Regions from separate parts of the Homo sapiens genome. Here region 1 is linked to region 2. The links are chromatin loops, found by intact Hi-C in ENCODE. Cell type or tissue: mammary epithelial cell. All regions are shown on one strand. Links, peaks and the distances in the headings refer to the core of each region. The heading gives the core; the rest is flanking DNA.

Region 1 (5,386 bases), core at 191-5,190, 67 kb after region 2:
AAGTTACTTAGAAACAGTTGTTCCTTTCAAGGCTTGCTTTCAACTTTTGTTAGGCAGAACTAGAGAGGCCTTTAAGGCTAATTTTACCCCACTACTGAAACCATACCATTCCATATACTCTACTTAAATGCTCTGTGAAATTACAAGGTTTTCCACTCTGGCTGGTTTGAATACATACTAGTTTTAGCCTTATGTGAGCTTTAAGCATCGTTCCCTCGGCTTCTTTGGATAGTTTTTTCCTCATCATTAGCTAATTTCCTCACATGTATCCACTGAGCTGTACTCAGCTGAAGACTTGATGGGGAGCCTCTGCTGATCTCTTGAGCTTTCTCTGGAAACTCTGCAGGCAATATTCTGGGGCAATCATGGAGCTTACATTGTTTACCCTTTCTCAGGGATTATTCTCTTTTGTTGTCTAATGTGTCTAATGTCTAATATTTCTATTTTTAAAAACTGTCTCAGGTGAGAGGGTAAATCTAGTCCCTTTTAGACTGGAAACAAAAGTCTCTTGTGCTGTCTCTCTGTTTTTCTATCAACATAATATTAACCTCATTGGAAAATTTAGACAACTTCTTTTTCTTCAGCTGTAAATCCATCTGGTCCTGGGCTTTTTTTGGTTGGTAGGCTATTAATTACTGCCTCAATTTCAGAACTTGTTGTTGGTCTATTCAGGATTCAGCTTCTTCCTGATTTAGTCTTGGGAGGGTGTATGTATCCAAGAATTTATTAATTTCTCTAGATGTTCTAGTTTATTTGCATAGAGGTGTTTACAGTATTCTCTGATGGTGGTTTCTATTTCTGTGGGGTCAGTGGTGATATCCCCTTTATCATTTTTTATTGTGTCTATTTGATTCTTCTCTCTTTTCTTCTTTATTAATCTAGCTAGCAGTCTGTCTATTTCATTAATTTTTTAAAAAACAGCTCCTGGATTCATTGATTTTTTGAAGGGTTTTTAAAAATGTCTTTATCTCTTTCAGTTCCACTCTGATCTTGGTTATTTCTTGTCTTCTGCTAGCTTTGGGGTTTGTTTGCTCTTGGTTCTCTTGGAATACTTTTAAGGCCTGGTATTATTGAAAACACCTTTATTTCATCACTCACATGTAATTAAAACCATTAAAGTTTTTAAGAAAAACTTTACATAGGTGTTTCACTTTTAAAATTTATTTACTTTTATTTTAATTGACAAATGATAATTATATATTTATGGGGCCTAACAATGTGATGTCTTGATATACGTTTACATAGTGGAATGATGAAATCAAGCCAATTAATATATCCATCACCTCACATACTTAGCATTTTTTGTGGTGAGAACACTTAAAATGTACTGTTTCAGTGGTAGAAGTTATTCTTTATTTTCCTGTGACTGCTAGTATTCTGTTGAGAAGAATGATGTTCTTCTGATTTTTATTCTACTTTTTCCCTCTGTAAAGTTTTTAGTTTTCAATTTTTCTTCTTGATGTTACTAAATTATGATATACCTGGGTGTGGGTTTGGTTGCTTATTTATTTATATTTTTGAAATATTATTATGTCTTCTTGGTAAATATTCTATTAGCCCTTTCAGTATGTACTATAATTATTTTTAATTACGAGGCAATTTCTTGGTTATTATGTCTTCAAATATTGCCCCCTCTGTAGCTTCTTTTTCCTGTTCTTATGGGATTTTTATTAAGCTGCTATGGACACTTTTACTCCTGACCTCATATTCATTAACATAGTTTGTATATTTTCCATGTCTTTCTTCCTTCTGATTTTGTGTATGTGTGTTTCCTAGCTTGCAAATGTAATCTTTGGCTTTACCCAGTTTGACTTTCATTATGTACACTGTACAGGAAGCTTAGGAGGTTCTGAATGAATTAGCTGGATCTAGACAGTCCCTAATGCAGTGAGTGGCTGCTACAGCTAGACACTGCCCAAGTGATTCAAAGGGATTAAGGTTGGCATTGCATCACTCACTAAACACCAGCCAGGAAGTTGCCAGAAAAGGCATGGACAGCCAGAGGGAATACCCAACTACATTCAACAGACTGGGAGAAAGCTGTGAAAAGCCCTTACCATCTGAAGCTAATGGGACATGATGTAGGGTGGAGAGACAGCCTTGGGTGAGAGAGGACCAGGGGAGAAGACCAGAGGGCCACAGACTACAGAAGGGCAGGTGGAGATTTCTGGGCATATACTCTCCCCTCCAACATCAGTTTGCGCTGACTGGGTAGGAAGCTCCAATCTCAACCTCTGGACAGGAAGAGCTAAGCTGAGCCTCTCATCCATAGACAGAATTGCATCTCAGCATCCCTATAATGCAGGGGCTTGGCAAAACAACCTGCCTGCCTCAAGCCTCAGCCTCTTAAATAGCACTGCCTCAATGGGGACTGGGGAGAGGAACAGAAAATAGAAGTCCCAGCTAGAGGCAGAGTGGCTCAAAAACCCAAACCAGTCTCTCACAGGATATCAGGAGAGGCCCTCAAATGTGAGCCCTTCAAATGCAAGACATGGCCTGCCCAAGCCTCAGGCCTGGGGAGGAAAACACAAGCTGAGTCACAGCTTTCAAGAGTACACACACGATGTGAAAAGGAGAGGCAGCCTACAGTCTAAAGGTCATGTGGATGAGCTCTCTGGCAAATTTCATGAGGCATTAAGAAGCCCGAGCACTATATAAGAAAGACAACAAGTGGAATGCAATGTAAAACATAGAATGGAATATGTCACAGTAACTAGATCTAACTAAACATACTGAAAAGACAGTATGCTAAAAATAAAAAGCTAAAACCCAGCCATAGTAATATTTCCAGTGACGTAAGATAGGATACTGAGAACATAAAGCAAGAATCAATGGCTACAGTAGGATGAATAATGACCTTCCAAAGATAATGGCATTCCAATCCCCGGAACCTGTGAATATGTTAAGTTACATGGCAAAAGGGACTTTGCAGATGTGATTAACGTTACAGATGTTGAGATGGGGAAAGTATCCTGCGTTGTTCAGTAGACAATCTGACCCCATGAGCTTTTAAAATCAGCTGAAGTTAGTGAGAGAGGCCTGAGACATGAGAAGACTCAACTGCTCTTCCTAGCTTTAAAGACAAAGGGGTCATGAGCCAAGGCATGTAGGTAGCTGTGAGAAGATGAGAGCTATACCCAGCAAGGAAGCAGGACCTCAGTCCTGCAACCGCATGAAACTGAATCCTGTCAACAACCTGCATGAGCCTGAAGGCAGCTTCTCCCCCAGAGCCTCTAGCAGGAACACAGCCGGCAACACCTTGACTTTAACACAACGAGCCCTGACCTCTGACCTGCAGAACTGTGAGATGATACATTTGTGCCACTAAGATTGTGACAATTTGTTACGGCAGCAATAAAAATACTAATACAGTATTCAAGAAAATTTGTCAAAATAAACAAAGAGTGGCAGAGAATGGATCGCTTGATTCAAAACTATCTCTTCTCCATATACTCTACCACTAAAGTTTTCAGATCGTGGATATAGACACATGCAACTCCAATGTTAGTAATTTTAAAAATATGAACATTATAAATTATAAAAGCTTTTCTCTCTGACAAGTGTGCGTAGCTGTTACTATGTTTTAAAATTATTGCTCGTACGATGTAAAACATCACATTTTACAATAATTTCTAACTTGTCAAATGATTTTACTTTCACTATATCACGCTTATGATAACCTTGTGAGGTAGAGACCACGGATGTGATTGTTACCCATTCTATGAATGAAGAAATTGAGGCTTAAAGAGTTTTGCTGATTTGCCTCTGCTCATATGGTAAGCTAGTGGCAAATAGGGCCCCTAACATTGTGTTTCTTTTTTACCAGTTTTTTTTTTTTTTTTAAATCTCAGCGTAGGCTATGCTATTGGCCAGAAAAAGTCACATGGCCCTGACCCAAGTACAAAGAAGGCTGGGAATTGTAGAGGAGCTCATGGACTACATGGTGACCACCAACTATTTCTGTCACAGCCACTTGTGTATCAATCATCTGGGAAGTCTTTACTTGATACACATATCAAGTAAAATACCATATTGTCTGAAACTTTCCTTAATATACCATAAAGAAAAAAGAGTGTGGAGCACTGAAAGATAAAAGAAGATTGGGAAACTGTTAATTGTTGTAGCTGGGTGATGAGTACCTGGGAATTCATGATATTATTCTCTCTACCTTTGCGTATCTTTGAAAATTTCCATTATAAAAATTTAAGCAATAAAGGAAAAACTCTCATCCAGGGAACTTTTATTTAGTATATCTGAGGTGAGGCTTGGGTATGAATATTTTGCAAAATCTTCCCAGCTTATTTCCAAGGGGATTTAACCCTATCACTCATCAAGTTTCATATTCATACCATGGTCATGTATTATTTAAAAAAAAAAAAAAAAATATATATATATATATATATATATATGTACACACACTTTTTTTTTATCACTGTTGGACTATTCAGTTCATGAATAATCAATTTTCATTATTTGTGTTCTGATTCCATGCTATGTATATCTTAACCTTGAGTCTTTTTAATACCTGTGGTCCTGATATTGTCACAAAATAAGTGTTCCTGAGGCCAGCCTGGGCAACAAAGAGAGACCCCATCTCTACCAAAAAACAATTTTTTTTTTTGTCCTGTGAAGTAATCTTTTAAAAAAAGAAAATTCTTCTGAGGTCAGAATACTTAGTCCCACCTCTGTGTTTTGGAAACTAGACTGTGTGGTTGACTAAAAAGGCCACAGATTCTTTGCAGTTTCTCCCACGGAGACTGGGCTCTATTTCCCTCCCTTTGAATTTGGCCTGGTTTTGTGGTTGCTCTGACCAATAGAATGCAGCAGAAGGGACACTGTGGGAATTGCAAGCCTAGGTGTAGGCTTCTGATCTCACCCTCTTGGAAAATCATCTGCCATGTGGCCAAGCTCAGGCTAGCTTGCTGGAAACACATGACACAGCCGACAGTCTCACCAGCCACCATACAAGCGAGTGAGGTCACATTACATCGTTGAACTGCAGTTGAGCCACTAAATAACTGCAGCCACGTAAGTGATCTCAAGTGAGACCAGAAGAAGAACCACTCAGCTGAGCCCAGTTCAAATTGTTGGCCCACAGAATCATGAGCAAATAAAATGGTTGTTATTTTTAAGCCACTGAGTTTTGGGATGGTATGTTATGCATCAACAGACAACAGGTTAGATGGTGCTATCCCCACAGAACCTCAAGACCATGGTTAAAATTTTAAAATGTGTTTTCTCTTTGTTTGGATTTTCTTTTTTTCAATTCTTGAAAATCTCTAGGCTGCACATCTCAGAGATTAGAAGAATTGCATCTCAGAAGTCTCAGAGTTTAAAAAAAAACAATCAAACTTTGTTTTCCCTCCAAGAAGAACTGGTGTCCTTT
Region 2 (5,386 bases), core at 234-5,233:
ATAAATCTATGTTTTGCAGGCCAGCACACACTGCTAAGTGGAAGAAGAAGGCAGAAAGTTTTGATTTACAGGCACAAATCCCATGCATATGAAATAAAAGACAACTGAAGTTTTGCTCAGCCATCTCAACCATCAGCTCCATTCATCTTCTAACTATGTGATGATATACACTAAACACAGATGGCCAATATTAAGTATGAAACTACCTGACAAAGGAAGCTGATTCTAATTCAGAACACCATAATTCTGGATGTTGAAATCCGAAAAGATAAAAATCCTTAAAATTTAATTCTGGAAAAAAAATCTTTAAGAGATTTATTTACATTTAGAAAAGGGGGTTTATTTAAGAAACATAAAAACATGACAGGATATTTCACAGCCCACTTTACACAATTAATGAGGTGACACTATACATATTTTTGCAAGCATAAACACTCAAGTGTGTTAATGGCAGTTGCATGGGCATAATAGTTATAAGTAGATGAACTATATTAAAAAAGAAATAGGTCAAAAGGGAAATGTAGACATGCATATGACTATGGTTGGAATTGTGTGTACCCAGATTTATAACTGTGGTCATCTGAAATACCATGACAAACAACCTAAATTTTTTGACAAGATCGGTCAAAAACCTTGATGGGTTACCACAGAACATGCAGTCACCTAAAGAGCTGAAATCTTGTGAAATTTTATCTTTCACAAATGCAGATGTACAAAAAGGACATCTCTTAATTTATTGAGAAAGTTTCAGTGTTTTAAATTATGCGTAGTGCACAATGCTTACACACAAAGTCAACAGTGTGATAATGTGATAATTTCATGGAGTCAAATTTGTAAAAAATGCATTAAATGAATTCGAACTCTCTAAAAGCCTCTACACAACCTATACCTCCAGAGTTGGAAATGATGCAAAGATAGGATAGCGAATGGTAAAACATAATGCTGTCAATTTAAAAGAGCCTAGCCAACATGCTGAAACCCCAGCTCTACTAAAAAAATTACAAAATTAGTTGGGCATGGTGGCGCATGCCTGTAATCCCAGCTACTCAGGAGGCTGAGGCAGTAGAATCGTTTGAACCCAGGAGGCAGAGGTGGTGGTAAGCCAATATTGCACCATTGCACTCCAGCCTGGGCAATGAGAGTGAAACTCTATCTCAAAAACAAACAAACAAAACCAAAACTAAAAAAGAAAAAAAGAAAAAAACCCAAATGGAAAAAAAATCAATATATGAAAAAGTGTATTACAGGAATAGATTATGGGTAATTTCATCAAGATAGTCCATCATAAGAGCTGGCCAATTTTCATGATCGTTAACTATATTTTGAAGTCTTGCATCATAATGAATAGATGCTTTTTTCCTTTTAGACCATGGCTCTCATTGGAGAATATGTTCACATTCATTTTCTACACGATGTTGTTCTTTTTGAAATTCTCTTGTGATTTGACATACAACAACATGAACATTCCATATTAAAATTTCCCATCTTCTGTGCCATGCCTCGATGTTGTTTTGGGTGTGTGGAAATCCATTCCTCACGCACTCATATACATACCACACATTTGGCAGAAACAATACTGGTGTTTGAAGGGAACGCCATTATGTAAGTGCCTTCTTATCTTACCATGCACTTAATTATTTTTCAACCATTCATTAACTTTGCTGGCTTCTCCAGGCAAATGCAGCTTTAATTCATTAAAAGTTTTTGTAATGTCATCAGCTGGAAGAAATGCCAATGCAGGCAAATGGCAAATTTTTAAACTGAAGTTTCTGTTGTTGCTGTATGTCATGGCCAAGCCACTCATCTAAATTTTCTGTCAGATGCATTGGGCTGAATGAAAAAAACATCTTTATTGGTAACATCTTGAAATTCCCTTGAAATCTATTTTCTTCTGCAAAGTCCACCCGATCTGCAAATAAGCATTTGTAAGTGCTTCACTTTTCCCAGCCATTAAAACATAATTGAGTGGATAAATTTTAGAATCTTTTGCATGAATTGTATATAGATGATAAAAAAAAAATCAGTGGGGACAATTTTCAAAGTGCCATCCATTAGCCAAATTGAAGCATGAGCTAGTTTTTTTCATGTTATATTTAGTGGTAAATATAAGTAGTGTATCTTCTTCATTAGTCAAATCCCCAGTCAAGAATAGTTCGCTATTTAATGTGTTTTGGAACACTGGAGGAATCTCAATGTCACTGAGCTTGTCAAATTCTTTTTATTCTATGACAAAGGGCATTCTAGAAAGGCAAGCATGACACTTTGTGTCAAGGGGCAGAAGTTGTACATGACTCAATAATTTGGAGGGCAGACTTCTTGTATTTTTTGCCCATGTTTTCACTTCTTCTGTGATCAATTTGACACCTAAAATTAAGTCCACATGTTCACCCCTTGTCAACTTGTCACCCTAAAGCATGCGCATAGGTTGACAGGAAGAATCAAGACCAGAGATAGATGATGATTCAGGAGGGAGAAGCTATCACTGCAGGAGCACAGTTCTTGAGGAGGGGAGGGGTCCAGGCTGCAGGTGCAGTGCTGTGTTTTGGGAGGCTATTCTGGAAAGATAAAGAATGTGAATAATGTTCATGTTGAGTGATTCTAGGCATGAGAGTAAAAAGTACTTGAGGAAAGCAAAATCTATGGAACATACTCCTCTGGCAGAATTTTGGGAAACCCACACCCACACCCACACCTCCACACACAACCGAACACACAGCATAGAAATGCACAGTGCCTGGCACATGCCAGGTGCATAATGAATTTTTTAAATAAAAATGTGATCTTGCAAGTGGAAGTGAGCCACCTCCTAGTCAAAATATTACCAGGAAATCTGCTGTCTCAAGGCAGATGGGAATGGCTAAAGGAGGGAAGAGAGCAAAAGGAGAAGGAAAGAGGGTGTGGGGCAGGGAAAGAAAGAAGAGAGAAGGCAAGAAAAACAAAGAGGAGACCAAGGCCAGCAGTGGCAGAGAGAAGGGTGAGCGGCTGTGTCAGTGGTGGCCCCAGGCACCTGTGCTCTCAGCTGCTGACCCTGGGCAACTTTGTCCTTAACTAACAGCTAAGAATCTCTAGTCATGGGAAACTGCAGTAACAGCACAGGTGTGACCCAGCAGCCGCTCTGCTTGGCCTGGCTATAATTAGCATCCACTGGCAGCCTAGAAAACTACCTGCTCTTGAGGTCGGTGAGTTCAGAGCCTGTGAGTAAAAACAGGGGGGTGCAAAGAGCCGGTTAAAGCTCCAGCTGTGGTGAGTCAGTGCGAGGTTGCTTGGCCCCAGAGCACAGCCCTGCAGCCTGGTCACCCTGGGCACAGCCCTGGATCCTGGTCACCCTGAACACAGCCCTGGAGCCTGCGAGGCTCATGTGAGAATGAGGGTGGCCAGAATTCCTTGACTGTCACTTATCTGTCTGGGCAGACGTCCTTCATGGCTGGCTTTCTCTGGCTCCTGGGGCAGCTCCAGCCCGTGGGAGTTGCACTGTCTTGGCAGACAGGGAGACTGGCTTTGGCAACACACCGAGGGCAATGCTTTCCCAAGGATCTGTCTCCTTGGAGAGTCTTTCTAATGCCTTGGCGCATTTGTGTTCTCCCCTGGGTAGCCCGTCCCGGCTCAGTGCTCATTTCCCACATGGGGGCATTAAAAATAAATCTTTGCTGTGAAATAGGAAGAAAATTTTTCCCAGAGCTTCTCTTCTCTTCTTTGTGTGTGTGTGTATGTGTGTGTGTGTGTGTGTGTGTGTGGAGTTTGGAGTCTGAGAGGGGAAAGGTAGAACCCACGATCTCTTCTGGCACACTCCTGGAACACTGCGCTGTAGTAGTGAATACAAAATTATCTGCCTGCTGCTACTGCTCCCTTACAGGCTCGTTATCCCCCACTATCCGGTGGCGTTGGCTTCACCGTTCCATGCTCAGGCAGCAGCACTCCCATCCTGATGGGAGGGCATCCGGGCAGAGTCCCATCCCTCCACAGTGGCCACATTTGAAGGCAGCCGCTCCTCCCTCTCCACCTGTCTAATCCTAAGAAAGTTATTCCTTATACAGATCTTAATTTCCTTGCCACTCTGCATCTCTAATCCTGGTTTTCCTTTGGACATCCCATAGTTAGCTGACTTCCCCTCCAAATAAAAGCCCTTCCTTTATATTTGTGAGATAAATGATTATTTCCTGTTTTCCCTTTCTAGTCTGATCAGCCTCAATGATTTGACTGCTCATTATTTCCCCAAATATGTGTTTATTGCCAACTGAGAGGCTTCTACTGTGCTAGGTGCTGGGATGCACCTATTAATAAAATGTAGCCCTGGAAACTGGAGGCACCCACATTTTTGTTTAAAGAAACACTCATGGGAAGAATAGAAACATGCCAGATAACTAAAATACGATGTGATAAGAGGCATAACAGAGGTAAACTTTCTATTGCCTATTGAGGATTTATCACGTCGGGGGTGGAGGAGTGTGCTGTGTGCATTATCTCACTTAGAACCTACGACAACCTTGTGATGTAGGCATCATCATCAACTTGTAGATAAAGTCAGTTGATCTGCCCAGCTTCACAAGGCTGCCAACCCTACGTTGAAGGGCAGATTCAGGATTTCAAATCACTGAGATAAATGTAAAGTCCCACTCTCAAGGCCACACACCAAGAGCAAGGACGTGAACTCAGACCATCTCGCTGCAGAGCCTGCCTTTTGGACTACCCTGCCATCTTGCTTTCCTGGAAGGCTTTGGGAGCACTATGGCACCAGGATGAAGAGTATCCTCAGCAGGGCTACTGCCGCAGACTTGTACCAAAGAGATGCGTGCAGAGACTCCCCGCGCAGGAAGCTGGATGCTAGTGCTGACCTAGCTCTGACCTTGCTGTGGTTCTTGGCACTCCCAGACAATTCAGGCAATTCAGTTTCACATTACTGACACCTCTGCTGTTCTGAGTACATGCTTTCTTTCAAAATGCAAAAGCGAGGCCACTCCATGCACCTCTGACAATGGTCCATTCTTAGAAGAATCACCTGTCGAAGCCGTCCTGGGAGCTATTGAATTAATTTCTACCACTTGGAAGGCAGCAGTTGTCCTGGAGAGGAAGGGCACAGCTTTTCTCTATCATCTGGCAGCCTCCTTGGAGCTGTCTGGGGAGATGGGGATGTCCTGGATGCATGTGCCTGTTTTTATTTCATTGTGGATGGTGGTGTGATCAGTACTGAGTATGGCATGCAGGAATAATTACTATTATCACTACTATTTCAACATCAATTCTGCATCATCAATAGCATTGGGCATTGTCAGAGAGCAGAATTAGAATCAGGCTTTTTGCCCAATGGGATCTCAATTTAAACAGAAATTGCTCATGAACAGGAAGTTGCAATGGTGGTGCTGGGGAGTCGGGGCTAGGGGTTGGAAAC

What was found. Peaks named below come from ENCODE experiments on the same cell type or tissue, not always from the same donor. Only the 100,000 strongest peaks of a DNase experiment are listed, where the experiment ranks them.
Region 1: a loop joins it to region 2, with 2.5 times the contacts of the local background. A loop is called at or near these places in 1 of 110 quality-filtered maps.

What each region holds. Positions count from the first base shown.
Region 1 is chr18:51,511,803-51,517,188 of GRCh38, forward strand. All of the region lies in intron 1 of LINC01630 (long intergenic non-protein coding RNA 1630), which reads left to right. Among named protein-coding and RNA genes, the nearest start is that of LINC01630, 120 kb to the left of the region's middle. In mammary epithelial cell, for the core only: no CTCF peak of the experiment used is centred there; DNase peaks (open chromatin) are centred at 1,939 and 2,519; H3K27ac peaks cover 746 bases.
Region 2 is chr18:51,444,307-51,449,692 of GRCh38, forward strand. The region is part of intron 1 of LINC01630 (long intergenic non-protein coding RNA 1630); the gene reads left to right. Among named protein-coding and RNA genes, the nearest start is that of LINC01630, 55 kb to the left of the region's middle. RefSeq lists enhancers at 2,967-3,016, 3,147-3,206. In mammary epithelial cell, for the core only: no CTCF peak of the experiment used is centred there; a DNase peak (open chromatin) is centred at 3,205.